Linked DNA regions of Mus musculus: all the other regions are linked to region 1. Evidence: chromatin loops called from intact Hi-C (ENCODE). Cell type or tissue: heart. All regions are shown on one strand. Each heading gives the region's core, and the rest is flanking DNA. Links, peaks and the distances in the headings are about the cores only. Region 1 has its middle 24 kb from the start of Gm17619. Region 2 holds the start of Gm34542 (a long non-coding RNA gene). Region 3 has its middle 24 kb from the start of Zfp217.

Evidence for each region. Peaks named below come from ENCODE experiments on the same cell type or tissue, not always from the same donor. Only the 100,000 strongest peaks of a DNase experiment are listed, where the experiment ranks them.
Region 2: a loop joins it to region 1, with 4 times the contacts of the local background. A loop is called at or near these places in 8 of 42 quality-filtered maps.
Region 3: it touches region 1 in a loop (2.9-fold over the local background); 6 of 42 quality-filtered maps call a loop at or near these places.

Annotation. Positions count from the first base shown.
Region 1 is chr2:170,214,401-170,222,449 of GRCm38, forward strand. No RefSeq gene overlaps it. Among named protein-coding and RNA genes, the nearest start is that of Gm17619, 24 kb to the left of the region's middle. In heart, for the core only: a CTCF peak has its summit at 4,274; DNase peaks (open chromatin) are centred at 4,261, 4,521 and 5,341; H3K4me3 peaks cover 2,601 bases; H3K27ac peaks cover 3,239 bases.
Region 2 is chr2:170,314,811-170,322,859 of GRCm38, forward strand. It overlaps Gm34542 (a long non-coding RNA gene), which reads left to right and starts at 4,415. Exons shown (of 3, transcript XR_375322.3): 1 at 4,415-4,674; 2 at 6,958-7,081. In heart, for the core only: a CTCF peak has its summit at 4,580 (motif pointing left); DNase peaks (open chromatin) are centred at 2,181 and 4,581; H3K4me3 peaks cover 1,749 bases; H3K27ac peaks cover 2,167 bases.
Region 3 is chr2:170,150,930-170,158,978 of GRCm38, forward strand. It overlaps a transcript of Zfp217 not described here. Among named protein-coding and RNA genes, the nearest start is that of Zfp217, 24 kb to the left of the region's middle. In heart, for the core only: a CTCF peak has its summit at 4,248; DNase peaks (open chromatin) are centred at 2,052, 2,752, 4,272 and 4,722; H3K4me3 peaks cover 2,759 bases; H3K27ac peaks cover 3,472 bases.

The DNA.
Region 1 (8,049 bases), core at 1,450-6,449:
GATAGATAGATAGATAGATAGATAGATAGATAGATAGATGATAGATAGGTAGATATAATTTTAAAGAGAAAGAGAGGCTGATTATACTGGTATATATCTTTAGTCTCAGCACCGGGGAGGCAGAGGTAGGTGAATTTCTATTTATTGAAAAAGCCTTGTTTGCTTATTCAGGTACAGAGTTACAGGCCACCCAGGGATATATATAGTGAGACTTGTTTTTTTTTTTTTTTTTAAGATTTATTTATTGTTATATGTAAGTACACTGTAGCTGTCTTCAGACACTCCAGAAGAGGGTGTCAGGTCTCATTATGGGTGGTTGTGAGCCACCATGTGGTTGCTTGGATTTGAACTCAGGACCTTCAGAAGAGCAGTTATTGCTCTTACCCACTGAGCCATCCTGCCAGCCTGTGAGACTTGTTTAAAATAAAGAGGGGGGGGGGAAGAGAGAGGTAGGTGCTGAAGAGATAGCCCAGTGGTTTAGAGCACTTGTTGCTCTTACAGAGGACCAGTGTTCAATTCCCAGCACCCACAGAGTGGCTCATGACCATTTGGAACTCCAGTTCCAGGGGACCCAAAGCCCTCTTCTGACCTCCGAGGGCACTAAACAGGCATGTGGTGCATATACACACATATTTGCAAGCAAAACCACTTATACATGTCAAATAATAAAATCTAAATAAATGAAAAAGACTTACCTACTATAATGCACATTTACAGTGCCTGACACTTGCTGGTGGGGGCTTGTCAGGTGACAAGCTGGCAGCTGAAAGATCAAGAGGGGCTGTGACAAGCGCAGCTTAAAGAAGGAAACATTTAGTTTGGCTCGCAGTCTAAGGGGATACAGTACTTCCTGCAGGGAAGGATACAGTGGTGTGGGTGTGGGCAGCTTTAGCTTGGTGGTGAGGATGTGAGCCCTCGACTGAAATCAGGATGTAGCTGGAGGGGAGCTAGCCTCATGGGCATGAAGCTGCCCATGAGAAAAACCCTGGTGGTGCACGACTGTAACCTCAGTACTGAGGAGGCAGAGGCGATGGGCCATCCTCAGCTACACAGGAAGGTTGAAGCTAGCCTGGGCTCCGTGTAACCCTGTCTCAAAACAAAACAGAGCAAAATGGAATAAGTCGACCACCAAAAGAAAGAAAGAAAAATAAAATATAAGTCAAACTGACTACAAGGGTTATAATAAAAGGCAGAAATAATAAACTAAAAAAGTTGTAGAGAAATTAAAAATCCCACATTGCCTGGAGGACAAGAATGTGGCCACCATGTTGAAAAGCAGTAGAATAAGAACTCAAAATTGAAACATAGAAGGGAGGAGCACAGCTCAGTGGGGAGCACGGACCAGTGGGAAGCATAGCTCAGTGGGCGGCATTAGCCTATCCTGCACAACATCCTTGGTTTGCTTACAATGAATGAACAATGAATGAATGAATGAATGAATGAATGAATGAATGAGTGAGTAAATGAAACATCAAATTCCCAGAAGACACAGCCACTGAACAGTTTGGCATGAATTCAAGACGACTGAATGCCTCCACGCTTGCACAAACAAGCCTGTGCCCGAGTGTTCAGAGAGTTTCTCCTGAGAAGCTGGAAGGCAGAAAGAGTCTGAGCTGCCTGTTACTAGGTGGATAAAGAGGCGGACTGTTCACCTAATGGAATATTACTTGGAAATAAAAAGGAGGGAAAAAGTGACACAGGCCATGTGCAGTGCTGAGAACACACCATCAGGATGAAGCCAGCTGCCAGCTGCGAAGACTCACCCATTACATAATTCCTTTGAACGAAATGTTCAAAGTGGGCAGAGACATAAAGTGACAAAGAGAACCAGTAGTAGCCTGGGACCAGGAAGGGAGGGGGTGAGAAATGTTCAAAGTGGGCAGAGACATAAAGTGACAAAGAGAACCAGTAGTAGCCTGGGACCAGGAAGGGAGGGGGTGAGAAAGGCTTGCAATGGCACAGGCTTTCTTTCTGGGGTGAAGGGACTTGAATCAGGAAAGGGTGCCGGTCTCACAGTTTTCAGAACATTCTACAATGCCCGTGACATTGGTCACTTTAATTAAATGGGTGAAGTTGGGCTCAGTAGATGACTCAGTTGAGTGAGGGTGCCTGCTGCCAAGGTCGCGACCTGAATTTGATTCTCAGAACCCACATAGTGGGAAGAAAGAACCAATTCCTACATATTGTCCTTTAAATGCTATGCACATGCCTTGGCTCGTATGCCCCGAGTGCCACACACAATGGATGCAATTTTAAAAGGGCACGTGTTATTATGGGTGGATTATGACTTAGTTTTTAAAAGGAGGAAGGGCAGAAATGAAGAGTTCCATGACGTGCTCATCTCATTGGGAGCTTAATCTCCCCCAGACGGTCCAGACAGAAGGCACACAGTACTCTTGGCACACCTGCAAACCAGGCCCTTAAAACGGACACCACCAGGTTTTGTTCCAAGCATGGTGGCTTCTACCTGTTATCCCAGCTCATAGGCACAGGGAGGCAGTAGGATCAAGAGTTCAAGGTTGGGTGACTGCTCTTCCAGAGGTCCTGAGTTCAATTCCCAGCAACCACATGGTGGCTCACAACCATCTGTAATGGGATCCGATGCCCTCTTCTGGTGTGTCTGAAGACAGGTTAGCCTCAGCTATATAGTGAAATCCACAGATCCATCCAAGTTAGCCTGGCACACATGAGACGCTTCAAATAACAATGATAAAAAGGGCTTGTGAGATGTCCTGGTGGGTAAAAGTGCTTGTGCCCCAAGATCGGTGACTTGAGTTCCATCTCTGGACACACAGCACAGGTGGAAAGAAGTTGACCTTTGATCTCCACATGCACGCGGTACACTTGTATTCTGTCCCTACCCTGCATGCACACATGCACGCGTATAGATATACACACGTACACACATACACACACATAGTGACAATAGATTTAAACATGTAAAAGACACCCATATTTTGTGCGAAGTAGAATGAATGAGGTCTAAAGGCTCAGACTCGAGGTGAGGGAGCCCCAGAACGTGGAAGATGGACCACCACCTGCTAGGAGGCAAAGAACAACACTTCCATAAAGATTCTAGGGCACTGTGGCTCTACCACCTTGTTTCCGAACTCCCGTCCTCTGAAATTATTAGGCTGTGAATTCCAGTTGTTTTCAGCTCCCTGATTGATTGGTTATAGGTTGCATTTTTTGAGAAGTTAAGACAGAGCAATAGTGGGGTTTTTTTGTTTTACATTTCAAGAGCAATGGGGAAGCAGGAAACAAGGGGCTATGGTTATGGAGTGGGTGGGAGGTGTGCTGGCTAGTTTTAAGTCAACTTGTCACGAGCTAGAGCCATCTGAGAGGAAGGAACCTCAATTGAGGAAATACCTCCATGAGATCAGGCTGTATGCAAGCTTGGGCGATATTTTCATAATTAGTGATCAATGTGGGAGGGTGCAGCCATTGTGGGTGGGGCCATCCCTGGGCTGGTGGTCCCAGGTTCTACATGAAAGGAGCCTGAGCAAGCCAGAGGAAGCAAGCCAGTAAGTAGGGTCCCTTCATGGCCTCCGCATCAGCTCCTGCCTCCAGGTTCCTGCCCTGTGTGAGTTCCTGTCCTTATTTCTTTCAATGATGAACAGCAATGCAGAAGTGTATGTCAAATAAACCCTTTCCATACCCACTCACTGTTCAATCAAGGTGCTTTGTTGCATCAACAGAAACTTTGTCTAAGTCACTCCCTTGGTCACATTTGTCAGAGTATCTTGTCATAGCAACAGCAAATAAAACGAGGGGGATACATATGTGTGTGTGTGTATTATAGATACATACACATGGTTGCGAAAAGAGAATCATGTACTATGCGATGCCTTTAATTTATAGAATTACCTCCTCCTTGTTTCCTTCCCTCCCCCTTCCCCCACCTTACCTTTCTTAAACGCTTTCTTTTTAATTACATTGCCTAGCTGTGTATGCGCGTGAGCACGGGCATGTGCCTGCCGTGGCACATTGTGTGGAGGCCGGAGGCTTGCAGAATGCAGACACATGCATTCTAAATGGCCTCTCTCTGTATGTCAGTCCACGGTGGCACGTTCTCCTTTAAGACACTAACATCCAGCAGGACGTGACAAATATCCTCCTTATTCACTCACACACACAAGAGCCGAATAAAGACACACCCCTAATTTTAAAATCTCCTGAAATGAGCACGTGTAGCCCCACTCTCTTCTGCCTCAAACTATCCACCACCACCTCCCCGCCCCCACATGGTCAACACTGCCCTCTGTCAGCGCTAGACTGAGACTACCACAACCTCCTCACTTCTTATTCAGAGGAAGTGCTAAAATTCCCCATTATTTGTTGATCCCCGGCAGAGTGATAGAACCCTTAAGCCTAATTATGTGCCGAATGGCCGGGATGTTGGCAGAATGGTAAACTCCTTTGGCTAACGCCCGGCATATGTTGGAGGGATTCAGCTAGCTCACATATCTGTCTGTACTGTTAATAGAGTAGGTTCCATGCCAATTACTCAGGCATCCATCAGCTCGGCAGGGTACAATGGGCGCAGTGTTCACACACTGGATGGGTGCATTCCCATCTCCGCATCAGCAGCAGCTGGGCCAGATAAAGACCACTGGCCTTCCAGACTTAGGAGTGTGCTAGCACGGAGCCGAGCTCACACCATCTTCAAATTCCTGCAGGCATCTTTCACCTGGATTCTTCTGGGAGGGGGCGGGGGTGGGTGGTGAGGGGTGGGGTGGGGGTGGGGGATAGTGGGGGTGCAGCTCACTAGTCTTCAGTCATTTCCTGCTCAGACTTGCTGGCTGTCTGGGTGGAGGTGCAGAGGAAGAAAAGAGAAACAAACCACAAAGTTTCAGTGACAGAAGACACAATAACAGGAGAGGGTAAATAGATCCCAAAAAAGAGAGAGCCCGCTCCCCGCTCGCGCTCTGGCGCCTGGTTTTAGAACCATCGGTCTAGGATATCTTTCCCCACAAGAGTTTGTTCTTGTGCGGGAGGGAGCCTGCCTCTGCTCTCTTCCTTTTGATGTTTCTTCTTCGTTCCTTCTCCCTCTGACGCAGAAAGGTGGGTTGGAAATCTTGCAGTATCATCAGAAAAAAAAAGAAAAAAATAAAAAGATGCTGCTTCTGGTGGTATTTTTAACCAAGCACAGAAGCCGAAATGTCTAGAACGTGGATAGAGAAAGCCCCGGCTCTCTTTTCAGACTATCCTCCAATGTGGCGGGCACAGAGCGCCGCACCAGAGACGGGAGTCAAAATGGCAGATGTTGGAGGCTCGGGGTTGGGGATGGGGGTGGGAGGCAGATAATCTGAGGCTCGCCAGCGACTTCTCCCATGATTCCCATTCACCCTACTTCTCAGACCCCAGCGCGAAACAGTTGCTGTCCACTTGCCTAAGACTCCACAGCCAAGTCCCAGTGTAACAACAAATAAACAAAACCTAGTGGGTCCTAGGACCAGCCTCTCAGGGTCGCCTTGGCACTCGCTGGCCGGCCTCCTTTTTAAAAATCACCCACAGCTATTGAACAGGCAGATACTACATGCTAGTCATCATTTGCGTGTTATTTCAGCGGGTGTCTTCTTCCTCCGTCTCCCCGAGGAAAATACAGTAATTAACTCCATGCAGAAGGGGGAGGGGATCTCTCTCTCTCTCTCTCTCTCTCTCTCTCTCTCTCTCTCTCTCTCTCTCTCTCCTCCCTCCCTCCCTTCTCTGTTTTTCCCCCTCCTTAGGCTTGAAAAGAGATTCTAGCAGATAATTTGGCTGAACATGAAAAGGGAGACTCTGCTCACAGCCGCCCGGATAAAGTGCTAGGTTGGTGAAGCTCCGAGGACCGAGCTGGTTATTTCATGACATGAAAAGCAGACATTTATCTGTTCCCATGGAGATGCAATTTCTACTAGTCAATCAGGCCCAGGGGAGGTCAGACAATAGCCAGTAGGCCCCTTTTTTTCCATCTTGAGAGACACTTAATTCTGGTTGTATTTGAGTATTTTCCTAAATTTAAAGGCATCAAAAATGATCCCTCAGAAATACCTGTAAACTAAACTGTGACATTTTCAAGTGATCAAAACAGAGCTGGGAATTCCTGCTTCTCCAGAGAAGTTGGGATGTAGCCCCCCCCTTCGAGTTTCAAATCCTCCCTCTAGTATGTCACAATCCCTCTTTGCATAAATTTGGTTTCCAAACTTGACCCTAGCCTCCTTGAGAAAACAGTTCATGAGGAGATAAATTAAGAACCGAACCCCCGCCCCCCCCTCCCCCGCTCCAGCACAGTTGTGGGGCAAGAAGGAGGCTCCCGGTACACCATCATCCTGGAAACCAGAGAAGGGCACACCAGAAGCGAGCACAGCCCAGAACTGCCGTGGCTTCAATAAATTATAAACTGGGTTCTCCGTATTTCCTCGCCTGAAAACTATACCCACAGCAGCGATCACGACTGCTCTGCTCTTCTGTATCTGTTATCAATCCCAGAACACACGAATCATGTTCATTAGCAAATCGTGTTTTTATTGCAGTAAATGCTTGGCGAAGTGAGTCTCTCTCAAACACATGGAGACTTTTTTTTTTTTTTAACACAATCTCACAAGTGTCTTTTCCTCCCTCCTCCCCTTTGATCGCTTTTACGCATGCCTGAGGCAGAAGAAAATGGAACAGAGGGCTTCCAAGAGCTAATTGGGGAGGGAGAAGGCGTTTACAGAGATCCTGTTTCTAAACGCTGTTTGCTGGTCCAGCCCCCATCGGAGAGCCACACGACCCGACGTGACCTAAAACAGGATGGTGACGCAACAGAATGGACCTAGCAAGATGGCATTTTATCTCTCAGCAACTTCACTCCGGTTAATGGAGCCGCTCAAGTGCTGCTCAAATGCACGTCAGGAGCGCAAACCGGAGGCTGCGGGGTTACAATCCGGAAGCCTCAGGGTCTCCCTCCTCTCCAGGAGCCAGCAGGGAACAAAGGCACCGACAGACAGGGCCCATGAGAGTGAGAGAGAGAGAGAGAGAGAGAGAGAGAGAGAGAGAGAGAGAGAGAGCTATTCCAATGTGGATGATAATGAATGATACTCCACGTTTAGGAAGCAAGGAACAGAAATTCATTTGCGACGTACAGGAAGCGGGCAGGGGAACGATCCTCGTGGGATGGCACTTGCTGATGTCGTTAGGCTATTCTTTTCATTTGATCATTTTAGTTTAAGCACTTCTAAAAAGTATATGTTCACCCTCATTAGAAAGTTCAAAGTGGAGATGGCTAGTAACCACTTGACGGCATGATACTTCCTTCCAGAAATCTTCCCTAAATGCAGTCTTTTTTTTTAAAGAATTATTTGTTTTATGTATATGAATATGCATAGTTTTAAATACCTCACTGGTTTCATTTAACACATGGCTGTGAACTTTTTTTTACCCTTAAATAAAAAAGAAAATGTCTATTGTAAACAATTTTCAGGACATATATTTTAAAGAACGAGCTTCCAGCTTAAGCGGGGTGGGGGCTGGAGCAGCAGGGTGGAGGGGGTGGGCAGTACACCAGTGTGAGCTTCCCCTCCCCCACAGACAGTGGCTGCAGTTTTCTGTGCCCTCTTTCAGGGTCTTATAGATCACACTAGTGTATATCAGACACCTTGATTTTACACAAGTATCCTTTGTCTTCGTGGTAGAAAACCTTGATCGTTTTAAATAATGGCAAGGTGTCTCTTTGAATGCTACCCCTTTTCGTCCTTCATCACGTCCCTCTGGTGGGCTTTCAGCTTTTGCTGCCCTAAACCGTGCTGTGGTCAATTCTCTATTATCTTGCACACCTTGAACATTTTCTGCTTCTATTTCCCCACACCTGGCCCCAAGATGCCTGACTCCAAAGGGGAAACCAGTTAAATTAACTTTGTGTTAAGTGACGGTATGAGCGTACCATTGGCTCTTCTGTTGGCTTTTGCTCTGTCTGTTTGCTTTCTGCATTGCTCAGAGTAAAATCTCGGGGCCCCCGTCCCCGCCCCCGCAAATGCCTGCTCTTCTCCCCAGCCATTTTCTTAATGTCTCTCCGAACGTGGGCATGAC
Region 2 (8,049 bases), core at 1,976-6,975, 100 kb after region 1:
TCCCAACACTGGTCTTCCTATCTGTGCATTTTCGGAGCACCAACTATGCATCCACCTCTGCTCGTTTGTTCAAGAAGTATAGGCCATCTGGGGCCATCAGTTGGTAGAGTGCTTGCCTAGTAGGCACAGACTGGATGTGATGCCCAGAACTGCATGACTAAAGCGTGGTGGTGCATGCGTGTAATCCCACACGGGACGGAGATGCAGGGGGACCAGGAGTTCAAGGTCATCCTTAGCTACAGATTTAAATTTCAGGTTAGCTTGGGCTACCCGAGACTCATCTGGAAACAAAAATAAAAATAACTACTCAACACCTAATAAGTCAGGCTTGGCTTCAGGAGCTGGGGTACAGTGCTGAGAAAGATACAAATTCCTGGCTTTTAAGGGGTTTTCAGGGATGTGGGTGCCCAGTGGTGGTGGGATGAGATTCTGAAATATTCGCTCCTATCTGCTGCTCCCTCTGTAGCCTCTGTGTGTGTGTGTGTGTGTGTGTGTGTGCATGCACACACACACATGCCCAGATAGAAATATGTTCTCGGAGGAAAATACACCAAAGAAAAGAAGAGTGAGCTAGAAAGAGCTCCCCAGAGCAGTGAGAACTGAGAATGTGCCAAAGGACATGAACCATTTAGCACCAGTGGGGAACAGTCTTCCAGGTGACAGAGGGGACAGGAAGCATCAGAACCCAGTGGGTTGGGAGCTGTTCTCTGGAGGGCCCTGCCCTTGAAGAACACATGTTTTCCAAGAGGGAGCACCCATGTTGGAATGACAATGTAGTTAGTGCTCCTCTCCTGTAGGTTAGTGCTCCTTTGCTATAGGTAAGTGCTCCTCTCCTATAGGTCAGTGCTCCTCTCCTATAGGTTAGTGCTCCTCTCCTATAGGTTAGTGCTCCTCTCCTACAGGTTAGTGCTCCTCTGCTCTAGGTTAGTCCTGCTCTCCTATAGTACCTAGAGAGCTAGGGCAAATGGGCTAGGCCCGAAGTGCAGAGACAAACAGCTATGGAAGACTGGGTAAGCACTTCCAAGCTACGAAAGAGCAGTGTGAAGGGTCAGGGCTTGTGCAGTTAGTAGGGGAGATCTTCCAGTTGAAGAAACAGAAGAACTGAGAGCCACTGGGTATCATCCTCCTGCGCCATGCCTTCCTGGATACTGCCATGCTCCCACCTTGATGATAATGGAATGAACCTCTGAACCTGTAAGCCAGCCCCAATGAAATATTGTTTTTATGAGAGTTGCCTTGGTCATGCTGTCTGTTCACAGCAGTAAAACCCTAAATAAGGCAGAAGTTGGTACCAGTATTGCTGTGATAGACCTGACCATGCTTTCCTTTGAAAGAATGTGGATTTGGTGACTTTGGATTTGCAACACAGTGGAATGCTTTAAATGGAGATTAATGGGTCATCAATTCCTAGTAGGAATATGGAAGACTTTGTTGCTGGGAGTATTTGAACTGTGTTGACCTGGCCTAAGAGATTTCAAAGGAGAAGAATTTCAGAATGTGGCATAAAGACAGTTTTTGTGGTATTTTGGTGAAGAATGTGGCTACTTTTTGCCCTTGTCTGAAAAGTCTGCCTGAGACTAAAGTGAAGAGAATCAGATTAATTGCATTGACAAGGGAAGTTTGTGGCTGCGCTATCTGGAAACTTACAGCCAGCCTCTTGGACCTCGGGTGACTTACGCAAATACTCAGGGACAGAGATGCTTGACTCTGTACTGATGAGTTGTCTTGGATGCAAATATGGGCTCTTCATTTGACTACATGTCACGATGAGTCAGGAGCTGCTCTCTCCAGAGTGTGACAAAGCGAGGGGATGCTGACGGTAGCTGTTCTAGCTTTGAAGGTAAGCCTGCACTTATGCTAAAGTCACACATACACGAGCCGGGTGGAGAACCTGTCTGTGTGGAGACACCTTTCATTACCTGTGGCATCCAGCCTCTCAAGCTTGGACTGCCTGTGTGCTCCTGGACTCTGGAGGTCCCACTGCTCTGTCCTCTGCTGCTTATGATACTGACATTTTAAAAGAATCCAGTGGTTCCCCCCTGTACTCGGTGTCTACTTCTACCTGGATGTTCCTCATTTATGTTCTGTGACACTTCTCTGTGACTCTGCTGCATTCCTGGGTGACATGTGGACACCCTGTCCCTTTGCAGACCATGATGTCACTGTCACTAGTGGAATCAGATGCCCCAAGTGTTGTCCTGTGTTTGGGAACGTGACAGGCAGTACAGAAGCAGAAGAGGAAGGGTGAAAACGGAAATGTCACAGCAGCATCTGATGTGTGCCTCAGTCACGCATGCTGCTGATTGGAACTACTCAGCATGAGAGAGGGCCATGGTGAATACACAACCCTATACACACTGTGTCCATTTCTCTCTCTCTCTTACACAGAGAGAGAGGGAGGAGGGGGAGGGGGAGGCGGAGGGGGAGGGGGAGGGAGAGGGAGTGGGAGAGGGAGAGGGAGAGGGAGAGGGAGAGGGAGAGGGAGAGGGAGAGGGAGAGTTTAATGTCTGTGAAGAGATACCATGACCAAAGCAACTCTTATAAAGGACAACATTTAATTGGGGCTGGCTTACAGGTTCAGAAATTCAGTCCATTCTCACCATGGTGGGAAGCATGCAGGTAGATGTGGTGCTGGAGGAACCAAGAGTTCTATATCCTGATCTGAAGGCAGCCAGGAGAAGACTGCCTCTTCTGCACAGGGCAGAGCTTGAGCATAGAACATCAAAGCCCTTCCCCACACTTCCTCCAACAAGGTCATACATACTTCAACAAAGACACACCTCCTAACGGTGCCACTCCCTGTGGACCAACCATTTAAACGCATGAGTCTATGAGGGTCAAAGCTCTTCAAACCACCACACTCATGTACACACACACACACACACACACACACTCTCATACACACACACACACACACTCACACACACACACACACACACACACACACACACACCACACACACACACACACACAGAGTTCTATTTTGCACTGTTTCACTGTCACAAGGTTCTACTTATCTCAGACACACTGCCAGGAATTGTGTGGGAAGACTTTCAGTTTCTTTGGGTTCACATGGACTTAGCAGTTCTTGGTGATCCTGAAAGATTTCTGCAGAAAGAAGCCAAAGTGTTGAGCCCAAGGCCTGGCCACACATTAGTCCTGTCTAGATGAACAGGGGTTTAAAAATAAGGGGGCATCAAGGTGAAGCCAGCAGGGGCTGACTTAGAGAGGAGACCCACCCAAGCCAACTGCTCGAAGTCAAAAGCGATGAATCCCCATATCCAGCTGTGCCCGGTGCTGTCTTGCTACATCTTTAGTAAATGTTCTTTTAGTTGTATGCGTATGAATATTTTGCTTGCATATATTTGTGTACACCATAGGTGTTCCTAGGGCCTATGGAGGCCAGAAGAGGGCATCAGATCCTTTGGAACTGGAATTATAGACACTTGTTACCCATAGAGTAGATTGTGGGAAATGAGCCTTTAGTCTTCGAGAGCGGCCAGTGCTCTTAACCTTTGGTCGTTTCTCCAGGTCTTTGAGACTTTATTTTCTTGGACATCAGGACAGGATCCAGGGCTTTGAGCTTGTTTCTTCAGCCAGCTTTCTTTTCATGTATATTAAATTTTATGTTATTTTGCTTTCTTTTTCCCCAAGACAGAATCACACTCTATATAGCTCAGGCTGGGTTTGAATTCAGTTTCCCTGTCTCAGTCTACCGGGTAATATGATTACAGATGTGAGTCTGACTTTGGTATCAAAGTCCCCAGCCCTTCTGGATATGTGTTTTAAGGATATCAGATATATCCTTGATTTGCTTTGAATTTTCTTTTTAGTTACAACATAATTAGTTCCGTGTCACCTGAATATGTGTATGTCACCTACATAGTCTTCCTTCTTCTCTTCTTCCCTCTCCCACCTTCCCAGGTACCTGTCTGTCTTCATATCCTTGTGCTGAGAGTCTTGTTGAGGGAGATGATGACCGAGACAGAGCCACTGGGGAAGGGAGATGGGCTAGTGCAGGTCTTCAGAGAGGAGCTCGTGAATATTGTAGCCCCTTTAGTCCCTGGCATGTCCTCTTGTATAGCCACCGCCATGCTGTGGCCTGGCAGAAGTGAATAAGTTGTCCAGCTGTTGACAGGCCTGCCCTCCAGACCCAGTCTGATCCCAAGAAAGGGCATCTGTGTCTGTCTCTGAGGCCGTAAGTGCTGCCTGGTTGTCTCCAGCTTGACTTGACACTCCCTCCTTAATAAGAGTACCACAGAACAGGGTCTGCAGAGTCCCTGGGCCAGGTCCCTGTGCTGTCCTGGAATGCCAGGCGTGAATTTCCTGTGAAGTAGGACTTTGCTCGCCAAGCTCCCACGGCTTGCCCTTCAGATAGCCAGAATTATCTGGTACCCTGCATTGCCGTTCAATACGCAGAGTATCACTGGAAGCGCGCGCGCGCACACACACACACACACACACACACACACACACACACACACACGCCCACTCCATCTTTAAACCCCACCCCCCAGCAACGGCGGTGTAAACACTCTCCATCAGGAAGCTGAAACGCAGTTGCCCTCTGCTGGGGAGATGAAGGCAGCTTGCTGGGGGCGAGGACCGTGCTAGCAACCTTCCCTGGTGCACACGGGCTCTGGTGCATGACGGGAACGGAAACGCGGAACTAAAGTCAGTCCTGCTTTTTTTTTTTTTTTTTTTTTTTTTTTTTTTTTTTTTTTTTTTTTTTGGCGTTGGTGGTGGACTGAGTGACAATCAGTGAAATCACTTAGGTTGTTTTTCTCTTCTTCGTTGGGTTTGATAGACGGTGGGAGAGGGTCAGAGGAGAAGGGGAGGGATGGGGAGAGAGGGAGGAGGGAGGGGCGGGAGGCGGGGGGCGAGGAAAACGTGCTAACTTCTCCAATCCTACAAGACAAAGGTTTGGAGAAAGCCGCACTGAGTGACCCAGCAGAAGGAATCCAGGAATGTCCGCTGGAATCTGACTGTTGATTCCAGCGCCATGCAGAGAATCTAGGCTGGTAGGAACATTCTTTGTCCTATCCGACATAATAACTCCAACCAACACGGAAAAGAAAGGCTATACAAGTGAAGAAATGGCATTTTCACTTTCATGACTATACAATCACTTCCAGGTAGTAACACGTGTCTAGCACAGCGGTTCTCAACCTGGGGGTCACGATCCCCCACTTTTCTGCATATCAGACATTTTTACGTTGTTATTCATAACAGTAGCAAAATTGCAGCTATGAAGTAACAATGAAATGCATTTATGGTGCGTGTGTGTGTGTGTGGGGGGGTATCACCTTAACATTTACTGTAAGAAGGTTGAGAATACTGCTCCAGCAGCTAGTGTGTTGGACTTAGGTTCTGGGTATATTATTAGCAATAGCCAACCAGAATCCCCACCCACCACAGCATTGAGGCCCCATGCAGGGCTTGCTGGGAGAGGCACTGATAAGACTTCTTTATGTATTTATTTAGAGACGAATACTCATTAGGTAGGCCAAGCTAGCGTCAAACTCATGGCAATTCTCCTCCTCCAGTTTCCTAAGTACTGGACTCAGGAGTGTGTTGCCATCATATACAGTAAGGATTTATTGACTGAAGAAAATCTCAAGTGGCTTTGGTTAATCCCTACTACGCCAGAGGCTGAGGCAGGAGGCGCGCAAGGTCAAGGCTTGCCTGGGCTACATATAGAGTGAGCTCAATTTTGACACTTGGTGCGGTGTTAGTAGTAATAGTAAAGATGAAGGTGTGGCTCAGGTGGGGCCGGTGATTGGACACACTTGGGGTCTCCTGGTCCATCTGCAGCTGTGCAACAGGAAGAGCGGAGAATGAGAGGAAAGAGAGAAAAGACAGAATGAGAGAGAGGGAGGAAGAGAGAAAAAGGAAAAGAGAGAGGAAAGGAAAAAGGAAAATGAGGAAAGCGAGAAAGAAGAAATGAGAAAGAGGAAAGGGAGAAAGAAATGAGAGAGAGAAAAGAAAAGACAGAATGCGAGAGAGGGAGGAAGAGAGAAAAAGGAAAAGAGAGAGGAAAGGAAAAAGGAAAATGAGGAAAGCGAGAAAGAAGAAATGAGAAAGAGGAAAGGGAGAAAGAAATGAGAGAGAGAAAAGAAAAGACAGAATGCGAGAGAGGGAGGAAGAGAGAAAAAGGAAAAGAGAGAGGAAGGGAAAAAGGAAAATGAGGAAAGCGAGAAAGAAGAAATGAGAAAGAGGAAAGGGAGAAAGAAATGAGAGAGAGAAAAGAAAAGACAGAATGCGAGAGAGGGAGGAAGAGAGAAAAAGGAAAAGAGAGAGGAAGGGAAAAAGGAAAATGAGGAAAGCGAGAAAGAAGAAATGAGAAAGAGGAAAGGGAGAAAGAAATGAGAGAGAGAAAAGAAAAGACAGAATGCGAGAGAGGGAGGAAGAGAGAAAAAGGAAAAGAGAGAGGAAGGGAAAATGGAAAATGAGGAAAGCGAGAAAGAAGAAATGAGAAAGAGGAAAGGGAGAAAGAAATGAGCGAGATAAAAGACAGAATTTGAGAGAGGGAGGAAGAAATAGGAAAAGAGAGGAAAGGATGGAGAAAAGAGAGAAAGAAAGAGAGATGAAAGAGAGAAAGGAGAAATGAAATGAGAGAGAGAGAGAGACACAAAGAGCCAGAGAGAGAAGAAAAAAGGGGAAAGAGAAAGAGAAAGAGGAAGGCTCCTCTTGGACACATCTTCCTTTATCTTTCCCTGGGGACCGCCAAAGCCTGGTGGCATACTGTACATTCTGTACACTGTTCATTCAAAACAGGCTCTGTCTTAAAGATGGTCTGAGCGGTCAGAAAAGGGTATTGTTAACTTGTTTGCAAAACTGCCTCAGGAGAGTGCTGAGTGCGTGAAAGTTGCTGCCCGTTAAGGAGAAGTCTCTACTACTTGTGATCTCACCATCGAAAATTTCTTTAATTGTCTCCTGGTGTTCTGGGTTTTGCAGTTTTGTTTCTAAGGATACATTCTTGGGTGATGTCACAAAGTCCCCAAAGACACGGTGGAGCTGTGTTAGATGGGGAAAGACAGTCTGCTGAGGATTTATCTGGAACTGTCAGAAGGAAAAGAAGGTAAATGGGGCACTTGGGAAAGTGGCCTCTAGTTTGACTTCTGGCTTAGCAAAGGTTGTGGGGAGATAAGGCATACACAGTAGTTAGCAGGAGGCAACAGGGTCCTGGGAGGACGCGAGGCAGAAGGAGAGGCTGGGCTGACAGCATGCAATCATTGCATAGTCTCCAAAGGAGATTGCAACATGGCTGAGTTTTCAGAGGTCCTACAGAGCCCGTGGTAGAGATTCTGTGGGTTCTGAGACAACTTGACTTTAGCCAGATGGTATTTGAGTAATCTGGGAGAGAGAAAACAGCTACAGCAAACAGGGCCACATTTAGTGACGAAACTCTCACTTTGACTGTTGAGTCATTTGCAGTGGGCCCTGAGGTCAGGCTGGCCCTCAGCTCAAAAACAAGCGAGGAACTGAAGCAATTACTCAGATAATCCACAGCCACAGCCACTGGAAAGGGCCACATCCCCAGAGACAGCACAGCAGGGGTGGGGGTGGGGCTATGAGAAAGTTAGTGATTGTAGCAGTTATCTAGAATGTGCGGAGCAGAGGAGGTTACACAAAAACCTAGAATGTCATTCAATGTGGGAAACCGAGAGGCTCCCAAGCCCTAAAAGGAACAGTTTGCTTTCAGCCAAAATGGAAATAAAATTTGGGGCTTAAATCTGGCAAATGATTCAGACCTTCTGTGTAGGTGTCTTTAAATGCACAGCAGATTGATTTTCATGTTGGAGTTTATTTGAACTAAAAGACAGAAATGGTGAAAAGCACACCTGAAGAAATTGAGATGCTATGAATAAAATCATTTACTTACAGCTATCACTTAATTAGTACCTCCTTCCACCTTGCTGATTTATTGGGCTAGTCAAGGAAGAAAAGATCTTCCCTCCTCCTTCTCTCCTCCTCCCCCTCCTCTCCTCCTCCCCTCCCCTCCTTGACCTTCCTCTCCTCCTTTTCCCTCCTCCCCCTCTTCTTCTC
Region 3 (8,049 bases), core at 1,855-6,854, 63 kb before region 1:
TGCTACAAAACATATTTTTAATGAAGCAGAGCAGGGGATTTTATTGAAATTAATTTAACTACATGTAAATGTGAATTTTGAAAGGGGGGCATGGGGTGTCCCAAAGTGTCGATATAGGTTCCTTAAGGGAGAGGAACCAGGAAACAATTTTTACCCTAATCTTTATTTTTTTTTTAATATTTTAAAATGTTCAGGCCTCTCTTCATTTCCAAACCATGAAGCAGAAGATGTTAACCCATCAGGGAGACACTACAATCTATATCTATAATGAGTCAAAGCTTTTTGTTTGTCTAGTTTGAGACAGGGTCTCTCTCTCTCTGTGTAACCTGTCCTGGAACTCACTTTGTACACCAAGCTAACCTTGAACTCACAGAGATCAGTCCTGCTCTGACTCCTAGGGGCTGGGATTAAAGGTGTGCACCAGCAGGCCAGTTATGATTCAAAGTTTTGAGACTTTCAAGTACCTAGGTTCCATCTGAAAAATAATAATAATACTGAATCATTCACCATCATCATCATCATCAGTTAGGGACTTGAGATTGTTGCTACATGAGATCCCAGCCCTGAAGTGAATTAATTCTAAGCTTTGGGACACAAGGACACTCACCAGGGCCCGGAGGTTTGGTTCTGTTCATACAGAATGGGTGGAAACGGTGCTCAGCGGCGGTTACTCATGGGCTGAAGCCTTCTTAGCAACTTTGTCAAGGATTCAAGCACTGCTCCCTTGCCTGCCAGCGGTGTCTGCAGAAGCTGCAAATGTTGTCCTGACGGTTAGATAGCAACCTCGGGCCTCCTGGCCCTACTGATATTTCTCCACCTACCTTCATTGGTTGGACTTATTTCCTTAGTCACAGACTGGCCGTTTATTGGGAGGCTGGCAATAGGAACTATGAAGATAACAAATTATTTAAACAAGGGCTATGTGTGTGTGTGTGTGTGTATATATATATACATATATACATATGTATATATATATACTTTTATATATGTGTGTATATATATACATATACATATATATATACTTTTATATATGTGTATATATACATATACATATACATATATATGTATATATATGTGTGTGTATATATATACACACATATATATGTATATATATATATACTTTTTTGGGGCAGGACTTATGATTTTTTTTCCTGTTCCTTATGTTTTAGGTGGTTTTCACAAGAGCAATCTGGTGTTTGTGCCTTTCCTAGGACATTTGAAGGTTTAAGCCCTCTGCAAACATTTACATTTCTGACCAGCCAGCAGCACTTAATATCTTCGACACTTCCTAAGATTAGAAAAAGGAGGAGAGAGCTTAGAGAGAGATTTGGCAAACAAGCCTGTCACAGTCTGGCAAGGAAGTGCTGCAGCAGCACTAGCTGGCTCTGAATTTATTGGGACATTTGAAAGCAATTAAAATATCTTCTCTCCCAACTTATTTTTGAACGTTTTAAAGCACACACACACAGGCTTAGAATTAAAAACTTCCATTACAATGGAAATGAATTACCAAGCTGATTACAGATGTTTCTACCAGACTTTCTGATTGTCCCAGTAAGAATACAGTTAATGTGCCAAGCCAGGTGGCCCACGCCTTTAATCCCAGCAGAGGTAGGCAGATCTCTGTGAGTTCAAAGTCAGCCTGGCCTACATCGTAAGTTCTAGGATAGCCAGGGATATCGAGAAGAGACCCTGTCTCAAAACAAAACAAAAAAACAACAAACAAACAACCTGCAAACAAACCCACAAGGGTGGTGGTGATATAGGTCTGTAATGCCAGCACTCTGAAGTTGAAGACAGGAGAAATCAGAAGTTCAAAGCTATGTTCTGTTACATAATAAGTTGGAGTCCATCCTAGGCTACATCAAACCCTGTCTTAAAAACAAGTACTGGTGAGAGTTCTTGCCCACCATGCATGAAGCCCTTGGGTCAGCTCCTATCACAGCAAGAATTACATTACGAATAAGTCCTTGAGCATTATGTATGTGTGAGTGTGTGTAGGCATGTGGACACATGTGCCACAGCCTACACATGGGGGTCAGAGGTCCACCCTCTCCTCCACATGTGGGTCCCAGGGACTCAATTCATCTGTCCCCTCAGGAAGTGCCTTTTCTCACTGAACCCTGAGACCAGCCCCGCCCTTGCTTAGCTTTAAGTCCTCCGTTCCTGGCAGAGTTAACCGACTGTCGATTTGCTTTTAAATAGTTTTGTTCCGTCTTTCATTTTTGAGACAGGGTCTGACTCTGTAGCCCTGGGCTGGCTTATAACTCTCTTTGTAGACCGGGCTGGCCTCTAACCAAAATCACCCTGCCTCTGCTTTGAATAAAGTTTGTCACTTTACAAAAACAAACAGAAAGAACAAATAAACAAATAAATATATTGAGCTAAAAATGCTTTAAAAAATAAATCAATGTCTTTCCAATAAGTATGGCCTTTCTTGCTCATCCTGGTGTGTCCTTGAACTATTTCCAACACACACATGGCAATTTCAGCACCCCCCTCCGGCCCCCCCAACTACCAGCGATTCCGGTTTCCCTTCCCGGGATTAAGGCAGCACCAGGTGTAAAGCGAAACGCACCGGGGCGGGCTCCCGGGCGTCCTGGCTCCTACGAGTCCTTCTGCCCCTTTGTGGCTTGCAGAAAGATCCGGGGACCCTCTGCGACCTTGGCCCTACACAGGGGCAAAGCCCACTTCTGAACCCCGAGTGGGAATGGAATCAGTCCCGACCCAACCCGGCAGTCCCTACGGACATAAAGTGTGGTTGTGCAATTTTCTCAGTAAGATGACCCGAGGCCAGCGGCATGGTTGCTGCTTCCACGGAGACCGTTTTCGTGCATTTGGGTTCTCTATAGTCAGCACTTAGGCCTGCGACCCGGTGTCGTCTTAGGCGACATATTTTGAGAACATGTGGTGAAAATTGGGATTTTTTTTTTTTCCTTCTTCCTCCTCCCCTCCCCACCCTTCTTCTTCTGCCTAAAAAAACAAGATAAGCCTGTATGCAAATAGATTCCGGGTAACCTCAGATACGCTCTCGATTTTAACTTTATTTACAGAATTTAGAATTACAGAGTCTTCCTGGGACCCGACTAATTTCTATTTGCATACCTACAACATTACCAATATTCTCCACGTCTGAATCACTGGGTTTATCGCGCCGACGCTACTTTTAACCACACTAGCAGGGACAATGGGCGTCGTCTGTGTCAGCTTTTGGACTGTTTATGTAGGATTGTTTATATGGAGAGACAAAAGGGGCAGGATTTTTCCTAATTTTTTTTTTTTTTACATTTTTTAAGATTAATCTTTCTGGATTAGCAAAGAAAGTAATGGGTCTCCTTGATGCGTTTTCCACAACTTTGTACCTTGATACTGCCTTCTCATTGGTTAAGGGATATTTAAGGAAGTTTTAAAATTGAAATGAGCGCTGGAGGGGGGGGGGGATGTGACTCAGCCACATGGTACTCAGCTTCGTTCGCCACAAAACTAAAGTTATTAAATTAAAATAAATAAATAAATAGGTACCATGTCCCAATGATTTCAAGGTAACATTTGAACTAGTTTTATTTATGTAGTTCATACGCTACAGAAACATACAGAATGCCATTCTAGTGACTACAGCTACTCTCCTTTTGAGGTTAAAGACACCAGTTTCTTGAAGAGAAGGTCGACTTTTAAATGTTGACTAGTTTAAGATGCTCAAACACCTCTCCCACCTACACTCCTGAAAACAACCCTAATTAAACTCATTGGGTAATGCGCAAGATAGAATGGCCATTTTAAAAATAAAAGGGGGATACTTGTTCGTGCCTTTAATCCCAGCACTTGGCAGGCAGAAACAGGCAGCCAGCCTGGTCTACAGAGTGAGTTCCACAACAGCCAGGGATACACACACACACACACACACACACACAAAGATAAAAAAAAAAAAAAAAAAAAAAGTAAAGGGGGGGGCATTTTGGAAGGTGGGGGAGGGGTGGAGTACCATATTCATCATATACATGTCCAAAAAGGCCATAATGCAACGCATTATTACGAACAATTCACCTATGCCAGCTGAAAAGACAGCTTAGTGAATAACTCTTAAGACTAGAAATCTAAATGAATACAATGGAAAAGCCAAACAGGAAACAGAAGCGAGGAGGACAACCTCGGGCGTTTGCCAGAGAGAACAGGAAGTGAGAAGCAGCGAGTGTGTGACAGTTTATTTTCTGCGAGCCTTGTTATCAGGTGAATGAACTCCCTCTGGAGGATGGAAACAGGCAGACCGGGATGCCTGGCCGCTTCAGCGGCTCCTGGATAGTTAGAAAGCTTCCCAAAGCCGGTTATTCTCCGACGCCAATCGCGGCGCTTTTCTGCAAGGAGACACTGACTGGTTCATGAAATCATCAAGATTTCGAAACCTGCTTGCACCATCTCTCTCTCTCTCTCTCTCTCTCTCTCTCTCTCTCTCTCTCTCTCTCTCTCTCTCTCTCTCTTTCTCTCTCTCCTACCTCTGCCTAAAGCAGTCTGTGGCCTAAACCCGGATAGGCTATCCCGATTTGCTGAGGTCTGGGGAGTTTGGGCAGAGTGGACATAGCTGAGGGTCTTGGGGTGTCCAAGACAGAAGCTCAGAACCTCCCCATACCCTGCTAGTCCATGTGGAGGGGGTTCTCTCTATCTCCCCCGGGGCCTGTGATTAACTAATTCTGGTGCAGTAACTATTTGGCCATAGCCCTGGCCGGCCTCCAGGTTTCATGTGGAACTGTAAATGGGCGTGGTCCCCAGATAGGCTGGCCCGTGTTCCTAGGAAGCCTTACATACAAGCCCCAGCCTTACAGAATTTGGCCAGAAATGGGTTACAAATGAGAGTGTGTTTGGCTAGGGAGTACTGATTTCTTGATCCTTTTCTCAGTTCTGAACTCAGGCTAGCTTAGTGACCAAAAGCCTGTCAACAAATGTTTGTGTCAGGAAGAAATGTGAGAGAGCTGGTTTTTTGCTTGAAACAGCTTCATCCTGACTCTTTTCTTAAACGAGGAGACTGTTTTTGGCTATATATATATAGCCAAATATATCTCCAAAATACACACACACATATAGTGGGTATATAAATAAAACAAATATATCAATATTTATAGATAAACACACACACACATATATATCCAAACACACACACGCATATATATATATATATATATATATATATATATATATATATATATATATCCAAAATACACACACACACATATAGTGGGTATATAAATTATATATTTGAGACAAGCTATCATGGAAGTCCAGGCTGCCAGCTATAATTTGCTTTGTAGCTGAGGCAGACTTTGAACTCCTAGCCTTCATGTCTTGAATTACAAGTTATTATCATTGAAGGAGTGGAGCCCAGTGTCTCATGTGCTGAGCAATCACCCTACCAATTCAGGTACTTCCCTAACATTATTTATTTATATATTTTGCTTTTTGAGACAGAGTACCTCTATGTAGTCCTGGCTGCCTAGAACTTGCTAGGTAGACTAGCAACTCACAGAGATCCTACTAGCCCTGCCTCTGGTGAGCTGGAATTAGAGATGTGTACCAACACACCCAGCCGTTAATATGCATTCTTTTTATTTTTAAGATTTATTTATTTTATGTATGTAAGTACATTGTAACCATACAGATGCTTGTGAGCTTTCATGTGGTTGTTGGAATTGAACTTTAGGTACCTCTGCTCGCTCCGGTTAATTCTGCTCACTCCGGCCCAAAGATTTATTTATTATTATACATAAGTACACTGTAGCTGACTTCAGACACACCTGAAGAGGGTATCAGATCTCATTACGGGTGGTTGTGAGCCACCATGTGGTTGCTGGGATTTGAACTCAGGACCTTTGGAAAAGCAGTCAGTGCTCTTAACAGCTGAGCCATCTTGCCACCCTCTTAATATGTATTCTTTAAAAGATTATTTTTATTTTATCTGTGTGGGTATTTTGCCTTCATGTACCATGTACACTCTTAGTGCCTGGGGAGGAGGCCAAGGAAAATCAGAACCCTGGAAATGGAATTATAGTTGTAAGCAGAGCCAAACCCAGGTGTCAGGTCTCATTTATTCTTGAAACATAGTTTTAGGCTAGATAGGGTGGCATGGCCCCTGATCCCAGCAGTGGGGGGCAGAGGCAAGTTCCAGGCCAGCCAGGACTATATAGTGAGGTCTTGTATAAAACAAAACAAGCAGGGCGGTGGTTGCGCACGCCTTTAATCCCAGCACTCAGGAGGCAGAGGCAGGTGGATTTCTGAGTTCCAGGCCAGCCTGGTCTACAGAGTGAGTTCCAGGACAGCCAGGGCTATACAGAGAAACCGTCTCAAAACAAACAAACAAACAAACAAAAAAACCAAACAAACAAACAAAAAAACCTTATAAAATTTTATAAAGGTTTAAAATGTATAAAATTATAAATTTTGAGGTGAAATCGGTGATTTGGGGTTAAAACGTCAGTAAAGATGAGCAGCGGAAGCTTCTGACAGTTGGGAGCTCCCGACCTTTCACCTTTACCTAGGACTGTAGAGTCCCTCCCTCAAATGGCGCCTTCTGTTTGCATTGCGGTGTTAAGAGGATTTCACAGGTGACTTCAAGGCACAGAAGAAAGGAAGAAAGAAAGGAGACTGTCCCGTTTGCAAGGTTGAGAGTCAGTGGCTCAGCCAAGGGGGAAACAAATAGGTCCCTATAGGATTCTAGGACTGGGTTCAATTCCTCACCCCCAGCCATCCCCCCCCCCCCCCGAATTTACACATTCTTATCTTGAACGGGAGAAATGGGGAGTTTGTGTGGCCTGCTTTCCAAAGAACCTGCGTTTGTAACTTCTAGAATCCACAAAGAGGTTTCTGCCAGTTTCCTCCCTCTGCCTCAGGCTTCCTGGTCTCCTGTCTCTCCTCTCTCTCTCTCTCTCTCTCTCTCTCTCTCTCTCTCTCTCTCTCTCTCTCTCTCTCTCTCTCCCTTTCTCTCTTTCTCTTACAACACACAGATTACCTGTAAGAGAAGGAAGTGGTCTAAAGTATGGGTTTTCTCTGAAATGGCTTCCTCTTTCTTTTTTTTTTCCTCCCAGAGTGCATTCTGGTATCATCTTATCCCAGCCCCTCCCCCCTCCCCACCCTCTGTCTATCCCACCCTCCTCCTCATCCACTAACATCTTATTAATTAATGATCCCCACTGAGTTTAACTTCCTTTGTGTGGCTGACTGAGTGTTTGATTTCACAATTTTAACACTGACGTAACAGTGGGGATGTTTTTCCCCCCTATCATTGAGAAAGAAAACTATAATTTTTCAAAAAAAAAAAAACAACTTATCATTTTTCTAGTAATTCACTCAGTGGGTGGTTATACTGGCACCATGGGAAATACATGGTGGAGTTTGATGACAAACTCAGGCTGTTTTTAGTGGGACAATCGGGAAGGGGAAGCCTTCTCAAGTGGGTCAATAAAACACCTGGGAGACGGACATTACTGTTGGAGAAGGAGGCAGAAGGCTGTGTGGGAGGAATTCTGCCGAATTACTCAGCTAAAAGTCCCTGTGCCCTGCCCTCCTGTTGGGCTGGGCTGCACTGGGCGGAGTCAGCCTTTTCCCCTGCCCTTGGCATTCTATCAGACTGTCTTCTGACCCAATTTCATCGCAAACCTTGTAAAAGAAACCCCTGTTCTCTGGTGTATGATGCTCCCCTCTGAGGTGACAGACCCCTCTCTCTGGTGCTGGTTTTCTTTGGGTCGCATTTGCAGAACACTAGGCATTTCAGGGGCAAGGAAGAGAATTGTCACCCACCACTGCATTAAGGAAGCAAATGTCTTAGATACACTCCTTCCCTCCTGGCAGCACCTTCGGAGAGTCACCTGTATTCTTTTCTTTAATTCAAACTGCAAACCCCCAGTGGGACAGAATCTATGGATGTCCTCACTGCTCATAGATGGGGAAAATCCGGGGATCAGAGATGACAATGCCCAGAATCACACAGCTAGGCTTGGCTGCATGGAGCTATTGACTCAATGATGTCCCTAGGCTGGGCTTGCCAAGGTTTGCCACACAAACCTT